Regions from separate parts of the Homo sapiens genome. Here region 1 is linked to region 2. Evidence: read pairs that join two places in POLR2A ChIA-PET (ENCODE). Cell type or tissue: Caco-2. All regions are shown on one strand.

Region 1 (5,000 bases), 140 kb after region 2:
GTCTCCTGCTCAGCTCACTGCTGGCCTGAGTCGCCTTCGCGCCTCAGGATACTGTGACATCTCAGGGTCATGCAGCCTCAAAAAGGGGGCATTACTGAAAGCATCGATCCCTTTCTTAAAATATCCCGCTCCCACTCCATTTAAAAACCAGAGGTATAAACAACAACTCTTTTTTTCTTGTTAAAAAGAAAACTTTAGGTTTCATAATTGACAAAAGTCAATTAAGTTCAAATTTCTCCCAATAAATTGAAATTAGCATTTTGTTCGTACTATTTCTAAGTATTCATGCTACAACTCTTGCTTGTTAGTAAATGTAAGGATATATTAAGATTAAAACCTGTGCACTCAAAACATAGCCAGTTTTGAAAATTCTCCAATCATTAAACATCTACTCTTTCTTTTTTCTTTTTTTTTTTTTTTTGGAGATAGAGTCTCACTCTGTTGCCCAGGCTGGAGTGCAGTGGTGTGATCTAGGCTCACTGCAACCTCTGCCTCCCAGGTTCAAGTTATTCGCCTGCCTCAAACTCTTGAGTAGCTGGGATTACGGGCACGCACCACCATGCCTGGCTAATTTTTGTATTTTTAGTAGAGACGGGGTTTCACCATGTTGGTCAGGCTGGTGTCGAACACCTGACCTCGTGATCCACCCGCCTCGGCCTCCCAAAGTGCTGGAATTACAGGCGTGAGCCATCACGCCCGGGCTAAACATCTACTGTTTCTAAACATTCTTCCTGTTGGTAGACTGAAAGAAGTAAAAGGAAGGGAAAAGAGTATAAAAAAGAGAAACTAAAAAGTGACAAATTACAGGTGCATAAACATATGAACAAAGAGCGCACTATACAAGGAACAGGCAGAGAGCTTAGAAAATTAAAATCCAAGAGCAGTACATCTTCTGGTCACTTCTTTTGCACCCCAAAGAGAGAGAAGTCCATAAACTAACAATTTAAGAAGTATTTATTGGCTATTTACTACCTTAATTAAGCATTATCAGTTTTCCTTATTTTCTAAAGTCACATTCTGGTAAATTCTTGCTCAAAAGATGAAGAGCTAGAAGGGATAGTTTTATTTTCAAGTAAATTCACTAAGGTTAATTGAAAACATATACCTTTCACCAAGATTATTGTAAAGGTCATTAATAAAGTTTCTGTTCCCAAATATCAGTGTACACAAGAGTGTAAAAGCACACGTAAACGGAACACTCTGGTGGGAAGTAGGCAGGCCGTCCCCTGCACTCCCACACCGGCCTGAAGTGCTGGCATTGCTAGGAACCCAGGCTGCTCTAACCAGGGCAACAGAATCGTCTGTACTTCCACAGGTTATTTTAGGAACTGTATAATTAAATGTTGGACTAAAAAATACTTAAAAAATGATTTCTTCTGCAAGTTTAACCAGCTTTAATTTTAGATGCTTCAATTCTATGGGGAAAAATCTTAGGCACTGGGTGCATTTTAACTTAGGAGTCCTCAGTTAATGTCTTGAGTTCCAAAAATATTTGTGTGGTAATCCTGAAGTTTACATTTATGACTACATAGTTTTACGTGAGCCCTAGGAAACTCCTAGTAAGGTATTTTTATCCACTTAGCACGTCACAATGAAACTGAGAGGCCAGATGTTTTAGGACCTAGCTATTCCAAGTGTAGTCTGGGAGCTTGTTAGAAAGGCACAATCTCAGGCCCCACCCCAAAGCTACTGAATCAGAGCCTGCATTTCAACAAACTCCCAGGTGACTCTCATGTAAACTAATTATAAGAAGCAATGGTATAGGAGGACTTTTACAGAAAACTGGAGTGCTTCCTTTTGTTTTTTAATATAGGGTTTCACTCTGTGGCCCAGGCTGGAGTGCAGTGGTATGAATACAGCTCATTGCAGCCTCGAGCTCCTGGGCTCCAGTGATCCTCCCACCTTGCCCTCCCAAAGTGCTGGGATTACAGGCATGAGCCACTGCAGCAGAAAACTGGAGTATTTACTATTGAAGATGCCAGTAACAGGCAGCCTTCTGGAATACGGCACGGGGATTTTAGAGTACATGAAGTTCTGTCATAAGCCACTAAAACTTTCATTGTAATTTTTTTTTTTTTTTTTTGAGACTGAGTTTCGCTCTTGTTGCCCAGGCTGGAGTGCAGTGGCGCAATCTCGGCTCACCACAACCTCTGCCTCCCAGGTTCAAGCGATTCTCCTGCCTCGGCCTCCTGAGTAGCTGGGAGTACAGGCATGTGCCACCACGCCTGGCTAAATTTTGTATTTTTAGTAGAGACGGGGTTTTCCATGTTGGTCAGGCTGGTCTTGAACTCCCGACCTCAGGTGATCCGCCCACCTCAGCCTCCCAAAGTGCTGGGATTACAGGCGTGAGCCACCGCACCTGGCCCATTGTAATTCTGATGTAACGCTGTTTTATATGCTTCCATATCTTGGTAATAAGGCATAATCAATATAACTTTCTTGATGACCCCAGGTCAAGATTCTGGGCCTTTGTGGTGACATTCTGAATGCCACTAGACTACTGTGTCAAAGAGTGATTCATTCACACATTCACATTTCTTAACTCAAAAAAAAAAAAAACAAAGAAAAACACTGGGGGTGCTACAGGGTGACAAATATTATCAGCATCTTCTAGGAGAATGAGCACTGGTCTCATGTTCAATGGGCAAAAAAAAAGAAAAGAAAAGAAAATGGACTTAAAATAATGCAAATTAGTTTTTTGTTTTTAGCCGGAGTCACGCTCTGTTGCCCAGGCTGGAGTGCAGTGGCGCGATCCCAGCTCACTGCAACTTCCACCTCCCAGGTTCGAGGGATTCTCCTGCCTCAGCCTTCCGAGTAGCTGGGACTACAGGCGCATGTGGCCAGGCCCAGCTAATTTTTTGTATTTTTAGTAGAGACGGGGTTTCAGCATGTTGGCCAGGCTGGTCTCGAACTCCTGAGCTCAGGTGATCCACCCACCTCGGCCTCCCAAAGTGCTGGGATTACAGGCATGAGCTACCATGCCCAGTCCTGTATCTTTTTTTTTTTTTTGAGGCAGTCTCACTTTGTTACCCAGGCTGGAGTGCAGTGATGTGATCTTGGTTCACTGCAACCTCTGTCTCCCGGGTTCACGTGATTCTCCTGCCTCAGCCTCCTGAGTAGCCAGGACTACAGGTGTGCACCACCACACCCAGCTAATTTTTGTATTTTTAGTAGAGATGGGATTTCATCATGTTGGCCAGGCTGGTCTCGAACTCCTGACCTCTGGTGATCCACCCAGCTTGGCCTCCCAAAGTGCTGAGATTACAGGCATGAGCCACTGCGCCCAGCCTGGATCTTAATCAATCAGGGCATCCAATGGCAGTCATTTGGCAGGGAACTGTTTAAATAATCCCCCAACTCCATTCCAATATTTCACACTTCATTTTAGTAGGTAAAGATATATGACAGAAAATTTTATGGTCAGACATGGTGGCTCACGTCTATAATCCCAGCACTTTGGGAGGCTGAGGCAGGTGGATCACCTGAGGTCAGGAGTTTCAAGACCAGCCTGGTCAACATGGTGAAACCTCATCTACACTAAAAATACAAAAATTAGCTGGGTGCAGTGGTGCACGCCTGTAATCCCAGCTACTTGGGAAACTGAGGCAGAAGAATCACTTGAACCCAGAAGGTGGAGGTTGCAGTGAGCTGAGATCATGCCACTGCACTCCAGTCTGGGCGACAGAGTGAGACTCCATCTAAAAAAGAAAAGAAAAAAAAATTTATGAAAAAAACAAAAGCATATTTTTACCTGAATTACTTCTTTTGGATTTAGACTGTAATTGATAAGTGAGGCATATAGTATCTTAATTCTAGCAAGGGATAAAATTAAAAGGGGGGAAACAGGACACAAGACTTTCCTCTAATTACCTGTACTCACCAATTCCTACCTCTCCCAACTACTGATCAGTGACCACCTACCTGGGTATCAAGTTCCCCCAGGGTTGCCACTAAAATCAGAACTATATAACCCCAGTCCGGGTGTGATGGAGATGAAAGTGATGGGCCAGAACTAGCTCTATCTTCTAAATCCCTGCTGTTATGCTTTTCCACCAGGCTAAAAAACCCTTTGCCATAGAGGTTAAGAGACAAAGCAAAGTTGCAAAGCTCTGACCTGTTTGGTGGCAGATACATTTGTGAAATGATCTAATGGTCTTTTTTGAGGGAGAAATGGTATTTAAGAGAATTAAAGAGAGACCTCAGCTGTTAAAAGATGACAGATTTCAAGATTAATGTAATAATGTTTTTTATATACAGCATTTGGTACTCAAAACACTTACACATCCACTTTCTTACCTGCATACTGAATATAAACATGTCTTTAAAACTATTCGCTCTTAAATAATTAGCTGAATCCCAAAGATTAAACATGATGACAAAATTCCCCATCTATACAGAGACAACGTGTAAGAGAAAAGTCTATAATAAAATCATGAAAAAAAGGGATGTACCCTACTTTAGGTTGGAAATAATCATACACTTTCAAGGTGTTACAGGATGCTTGTCAGATTTTTCTTTTCGCTAAGATAATTGTCATCACCTTTTTTTTTTTGAGATGGAGTTTCGCTCTTGTTGCCCAGACTGGAGTGCAATGGCACGATCTCGGCTCACTGCAACCTCCGCCTCCCGGGTTCAAGTGATTCTCCTGCCTCAGCCTCCCAAGTAGCTGGGATTACAGGCATGTGCCACCTGCCTGGCTAATTTTTTTTGTACTTTTAGTAGAGACAGGGTTTCACCATGTTGGTCAGGCTGGTCTCAAACTCCTGACCTCAGGTGATCCACCCACCTTGGCCTCCCAAAGTGTGGGGATTACAGGCGTGAGCCACCATGCCTGGCATCATCAACTTTTAAAATAGAACATGAGGATGCTCCTCCAGCTTTATACGTTAATAGAAATGTTCTGAGGTAAAATAAGAACACAGAGTTAGAACTGACAAGATTCCTGGAGTCTTTTCTCTGCTTCTCTTGGCTCACAGACAGAAAACCCTTCCACTGCAAAG
Region 2 (5,000 bases):
AGAGTCAGCTGAGCCTGCTCTGCAGGGCGAGCCAGCCACGTGGATGACCTTCCTCATCTCCTACTGGGGTGAGCAGATCGGACAGAAGATCCGCAAGATCACGGACTGGTGAGTCACTGGGAACACCCGCCCCACCGCCCTGCTCCCCAGGCCCCTGCTGTCACCTCCCAGCCCGCCCTATCGTGACTCCTCCCCATGAGCTCCCTTCAGACTCAGAGTCTCGTAGCTGTGTCCTTCTGGCCCCTCACGCAGCGCATCCTCCCTCCAGCTTCCACTGCCACGTCTTCCCGTTTCTGCAGCAGGAGGAGGCCCGCCTCGGGGCCCTGCAGCAGCTGCAACAGCAGAGCCAGGAGCTGCAGGAGGTGGGTGCCCCCGGCCTTCCGGAGGCGGGTGTAGGAGGTGGGTGCCCCCGGCCTCCCGGAGGTGGGTGCAGGAGGTGGGTGCCCTGGCCTGGCCTCCAGGAGGTGGGTGCAGGAGGTGGGTGCCCTGGCCTGGCCTCCAGGAGGTGGGTGCAGGAGGTGGGTGCCCCCGGCCCAGCCACCCCACCTGCCTGCCCAGCCCCCGCTGACTGCCCACTCTGGCGCAGGTCCTCGGGGAGACAGAGCGGTTCCTGAGCCAGGTGCTAGGCCGGGTGCTGCAGCTGCTGCCGCCAGGGCAGGTGCAGGTCCACAAGATGAAGGCCGTGTACCTGGCCCTGAACCAGTGCAGCGTGAGCACCACGCACAAGTGCCTCATTGCCGAGGCCTGGTGCTCTGTGCGAGACCTGCCCGCCCTGCAGGAGGCCCTGCGGGACAGCTCGGTGAGCAGCCTGAGGCCTCGCCCCCTCTCCGCCCGCCCCTCCTACCAGGCCGGGGCGTTTCTGCCTCACTTCCAGCCTCTGGCTCCCTGCACCTGGGCTTTGCCTAGGGGCTCCTTCTCCTCCCAGCCTCCTCCATGGCCCACCGCTTCCAGGGAGTCTGCCCTGATGGCCCTGGCCCAGCAAGCCCTACCCTGACTTTCCTAAGTCCCTGGAGGCTGCACAGGATAGTTTTAAAGTCAGAAGCCTCATTCCAATCCAGGCCCCCCTGTGACCTTAGGCCTGCTCATGGTCTGTGGAACCGGTGTGATGCCCCTGCCTCCGGGGGTCACCCGCCGCGCACAGCAGGTGCTTGCGGGTGAGGCTGGGCTCCTTCTCCTGGGCCGTCCCTAGGAGGCAGCATGCTTGCCTTTCCCAAGCAATTGCCAATCCATGTGGTGTCTTTGGGCCCCCACCAGGGCAGAGCAGGGCTGATCATCTCACGTCAGAGAGAGGGGAAGGGGCTGCCCAGTGAGCCCCCACAGGGCTCTACATCTCCAGCTGGGCCTGGCTGGAGATCCCAGGGTCCCTGAAGGCCCCCGCCACCGTTCTGGTCTGTCTCTGCCCTGGCACCCAGATGGAGGAGGGAGTGAGTGCCGTGGCTCACCGCATCCCCTGCCGGGACATGCCCCCCACACTCATCCGCACCAACCGCTTCACGGCCAGCTTCCAGGGCATCGTGGATGCCTACGGCGTGGGCCGCTACCAGGAGGTCAACCCCGGTGAGAGCCACGGCATCCTTACCCGTGTCCTGGGAGGCTCAGCTGCCCCACTGGGTGGGTGTGAGCCTGAGGGGGAGGTATCTCCATCCTGGGCCTGGCCTGCCCTCCTGGGATGAGGGGCACACATCCCATCACTCTCAAGGGGCTGTTGGGCTCTGCAGCCAGTGTGAGGCTTTATGTCGGCCCCCAGCCAACTCCCCCTTGTTGAGTTTACAAGGGAGCCGGCACGGGCTTGTGCAAAGAACAGAGGCTGTGCGGTGGGCATGGCCCAGGTTGGAAGCCCATCTCGCCTACTTTGAGACATTTCTTAGCTTCTCTGAGCCTCAGCTGCCTCACCTGCAAAATGGAAATAATAGCGCAAACCTCAGAGGAATGTTGGGAAGCTTAGTGACTGTTGGAGACTGCAAGCTGGAGCCAGGGGCAGCCTTTGGTGTGGTTGCTTTGGTTGCACAGCTTTTTTTTTTTTTTTGAGATAGAGTCTTGCTCAGTTGCCCAGGCTGGAGTGCAATGGCATGATCTCGGCTCACTGAAACCTCCGCCTCCCAGGTTCAAGCGATTCTCCTGCCTCAGCCTCCCAAGTAGCTGGGATTACAGGCACGCACCACCACGCCTGGCTAATTTCATATTTTTAGTAGAGATGGGGTTTCACCATGTTGGTCAGGCTGGTCTTGAACCCCCGACCTCACGTGATCCACCCACACAGGCCGTTGGGGGCCCAAGCACCCTGACTCTTGCCCACTGGATGAGGCAGGGCCCCTCCCTGTCCTGTGACCAAGTCCCCTCCCGACATGGGCTCCACCACATCACACCCATGCTATGGGCCGGGCCCCCACTCAGTGTCACTGGGGGCACTGGGGGGTTTGCTGCTTCTGCAGGGCCAGTGTCCTGGGGCTGGATCTGGGCCCCAACAGGATTCCCCTGCACGTGGGCAGAGGCTGGTGCAGCTAGAGCATCACCTGGAGGCCCGTGGCAGATAGAATGCTGCCAGCTCAAAGCACCAGCCGTCGGGGCAGCGTGTTTGCCAGGGAAGCTGTAACAAAGTGCCACCGGCTACTGGCTTAAGGGGCAGACACGGTCCCACAGTCCTGGAGGCTGGAAGTCCAAGACCAAGGTGTCAGCAGGGGCCGGGGGCACTGGCTGATGCCTGTGATCTCAGCACTTTGGGAGGCTGTGGTGGGAGGAGGATCTCTGGAGTCCAGGAGTTCGAGACCAGCCTGGGCAACATAGCAAGCCCTTGTATCTTAAAAAAATAAAAGATGATGAGGTGTTGTCAGCAGGAGTGGCTCCTTCTGAGGCTGTCCAGGAAGATCTGTTCCCGGCCTCTCTCCTGGGCTTGGAGCGGCCGTCCTCATCTTCACACACTGTTCTCCTTCTATGTGGGTCCAAATGTTCCTTTTCATAAGGACATCGGGCACACTGGATTGGGGCCCACTGTAATGGCCTTATCTTAACCCAGTGACCTCTGTAAGGACCCTGTCTCCAAAGAAGGTCACATCTGGAGTTCCTGGGGGTTGCGACTCCAGTGTATCTTTTTTGGGGTCACAACACAGCCCCTGACAGTGTGTATGTTGGGGTCCTCCTGCCTCCCATGAGGACTTGTTCCCATTTTACTGATGGGAAGTCGAGACTTCAGAGCTGAAGTGACCAGCTCGGCCTCCCGGAACTTGCCATGTGCCAGCTGGGGCTGCCTGTGGCTCCCTGTCCTCTCTGGCTTCTGTGTGGAGCTCTGGGAACAGCAACAGCTGAAGCTGCTAACTTCCTGTGGCTCCAGCAGCTGGCCCGTGCTGCCCGTGGAGAACTTATGAAGTGGTCTGGTGTTACCTGCATTTTACAGATGGGGAAATGGAGGCTCAGAGAGGTGAAGTGGCTGGGCCAAGGTCACACAGCTCCTAAGTGGTGGGTTCTTTTTTTTTTTTTTTTTTTCGGAGACAGAATCTTCGCTCTGTCGCGCAGGCTGGAGTGCAGTGGCGCGAGCTCGGCTCACTGCAACCTCCGCCTCCCGGGTTCAAATGATTCTCCTGCCTCAGCCTCCTGAGTAGCTGGGATTACAGGCACCTGCCACCATGCCCAGCTAATTTTTCTGTTTTTAGTACAGGCAGGGTTTCACCGTGTGGGCCAGGCTGGTCTCGAACTCCTGACCTCGGGTGATGCCCCCCCCCCCCCCCGTCTCGGCCTCCCAGAGTGCTGGGATTACAGGCATGAGCCACTGTGCCTGGCTGCTAAGTGATGGGTTCTTGACTGCAGGCCAGCAGGGCCTCCGTGGCGTCTTGGGCCGGGAGGCAGATGCTGGTGTGTTCGGGGGTTCCCAGCTCACCCACCTCTGCCCACAGCTCCCTACACCATCATCACCTTCCCCTTCCTGTTTGCTGTGATGTTCGGGGATGTGGGCCACGGGCTGCTCATGTTCCTGTTCGCCCTGGCCATGGTCCTTGCGGAGAACCGACCGGCTGTGAAGGCCGCGCAGAACGAGGTGAGGGGCGGGGCTGGGGTCCTGATGAGGGTAGCAGGGCCAGGCAGCCCCTCACCACACCACTGCCCCCCCAGATCTGGCAGACTTTCTTCAGGGGCCGCTACCTGCTCCTGCTTATGGGCCTGTTCTCCATCTACACCGGCTTCATCTACAACGAGTGCTTCAGTCGCGCCACCAGCATCTTCCCCTCGGGCTGGAGTGTGGCCGCCATGGCCAACCAGTCTGGCTGGAGGTGAGGCCCGGGCCCCAGCCCGGCTGGGGGCCCCGCAGCACCCGCAGCCCTGACCGCCCTCCCCTGCGTTGCCGCAGTGATGCATTCCTGGCCCAGCACACGATGCTTACCCTGGATCCCAACGTCACCGGTGTCTTCCTGGGACCCTACCCCTTTGGCATCGATCCTGTGAGTCCTGGGATGGAGTGTCCGTGGGTGGTGAAGGCAGCTGGGAGTGGGGGCTGGGGCTCCCCTCGGTTCAGCCGTCCTGCAGCGCTGTCGCTGAGCACTCCTGTGTGCCAGGCCCTTTCCTCAGCACAAGAGGCAGACAAGCCTCCTGCCCTGCGGAGCCTGCATCACAGTCCCCTGAGTGTGCGGAGGCAAAGCGAGACCAGCCAGGAACCAGTCTCCTGAGTGTGCAGAGGCAAAGCGAGACTGGACAGGAACCAGCCTGCAGCTTGCACTGTGCCAAGCACTGTTCCCAACCCTCTGTGGAAGTGATTTTCTTTTTTCTTTTTTTTATTTTTGGATATAGAGTCTCATTCTGTTGCCCAGGCTGGAGTGCAGTGGTGTGATCTTGGCTCACTGCAACCTCCATCTCCCGGGTTCAAGCGATTCCCCTGCTTCAGCCTCCTGAGTAGCTGGGATTACAGGCGCCCGCCACCATGCCTGGCTAATTTCTGTATTTTTAGTAGAGACAGGGTTTCACCATGTTGGCTAGGCTGGTCTCGAACTCCTGACCTCATGTGATCCACCTGCTTC

The links. Peaks named below come from ENCODE experiments on the same cell type or tissue, not always from the same donor. Only the 100,000 strongest peaks of a DNase experiment are listed, where the experiment ranks them.
Region 1: POLR2A ChIA-PET joins it to region 2 with 6 read pairs; 4 of 35 experiments call an interaction of 5 or more read pairs at or near these places.

What each region holds. Positions count from the first base shown.
Region 1 is chr11:68,180,671-68,185,670 of GRCh38, forward strand. The region is part of intron 3 of KMT5B (lysine methyltransferase 5B); the gene reads right to left. Among named protein-coding and RNA genes, the nearest start is that of KMT5B, 30 kb to the right of the region's middle. In Caco-2, no CTCF peak of the experiment used is centred here; no DNase peak of the experiment used is centred here.
Region 2 is chr11:68,043,546-68,048,545 of GRCh38, forward strand. TCIRG1 (T cell immune regulator 1, ATPase H+ transporting V0 subunit a3) reads left to right here. Exons shown (of 20, transcript NM_006019.4): 7 at 26-108; 8 at 269-362; 9 at 587-799; 10 at 1,413-1,557; 11 at 3,888-4,027; 12 at 4,102-4,259; 13 at 4,337-4,427. MIR6753 (microRNA 6753) reads left to right here and starts at 1,249; the gene lies at 1,249-1,412. In Caco-2, no CTCF peak of the experiment used is centred here; DNase peaks (open chromatin) are centred at 156, 787, 1,194, 2,613 and 1 weaker place.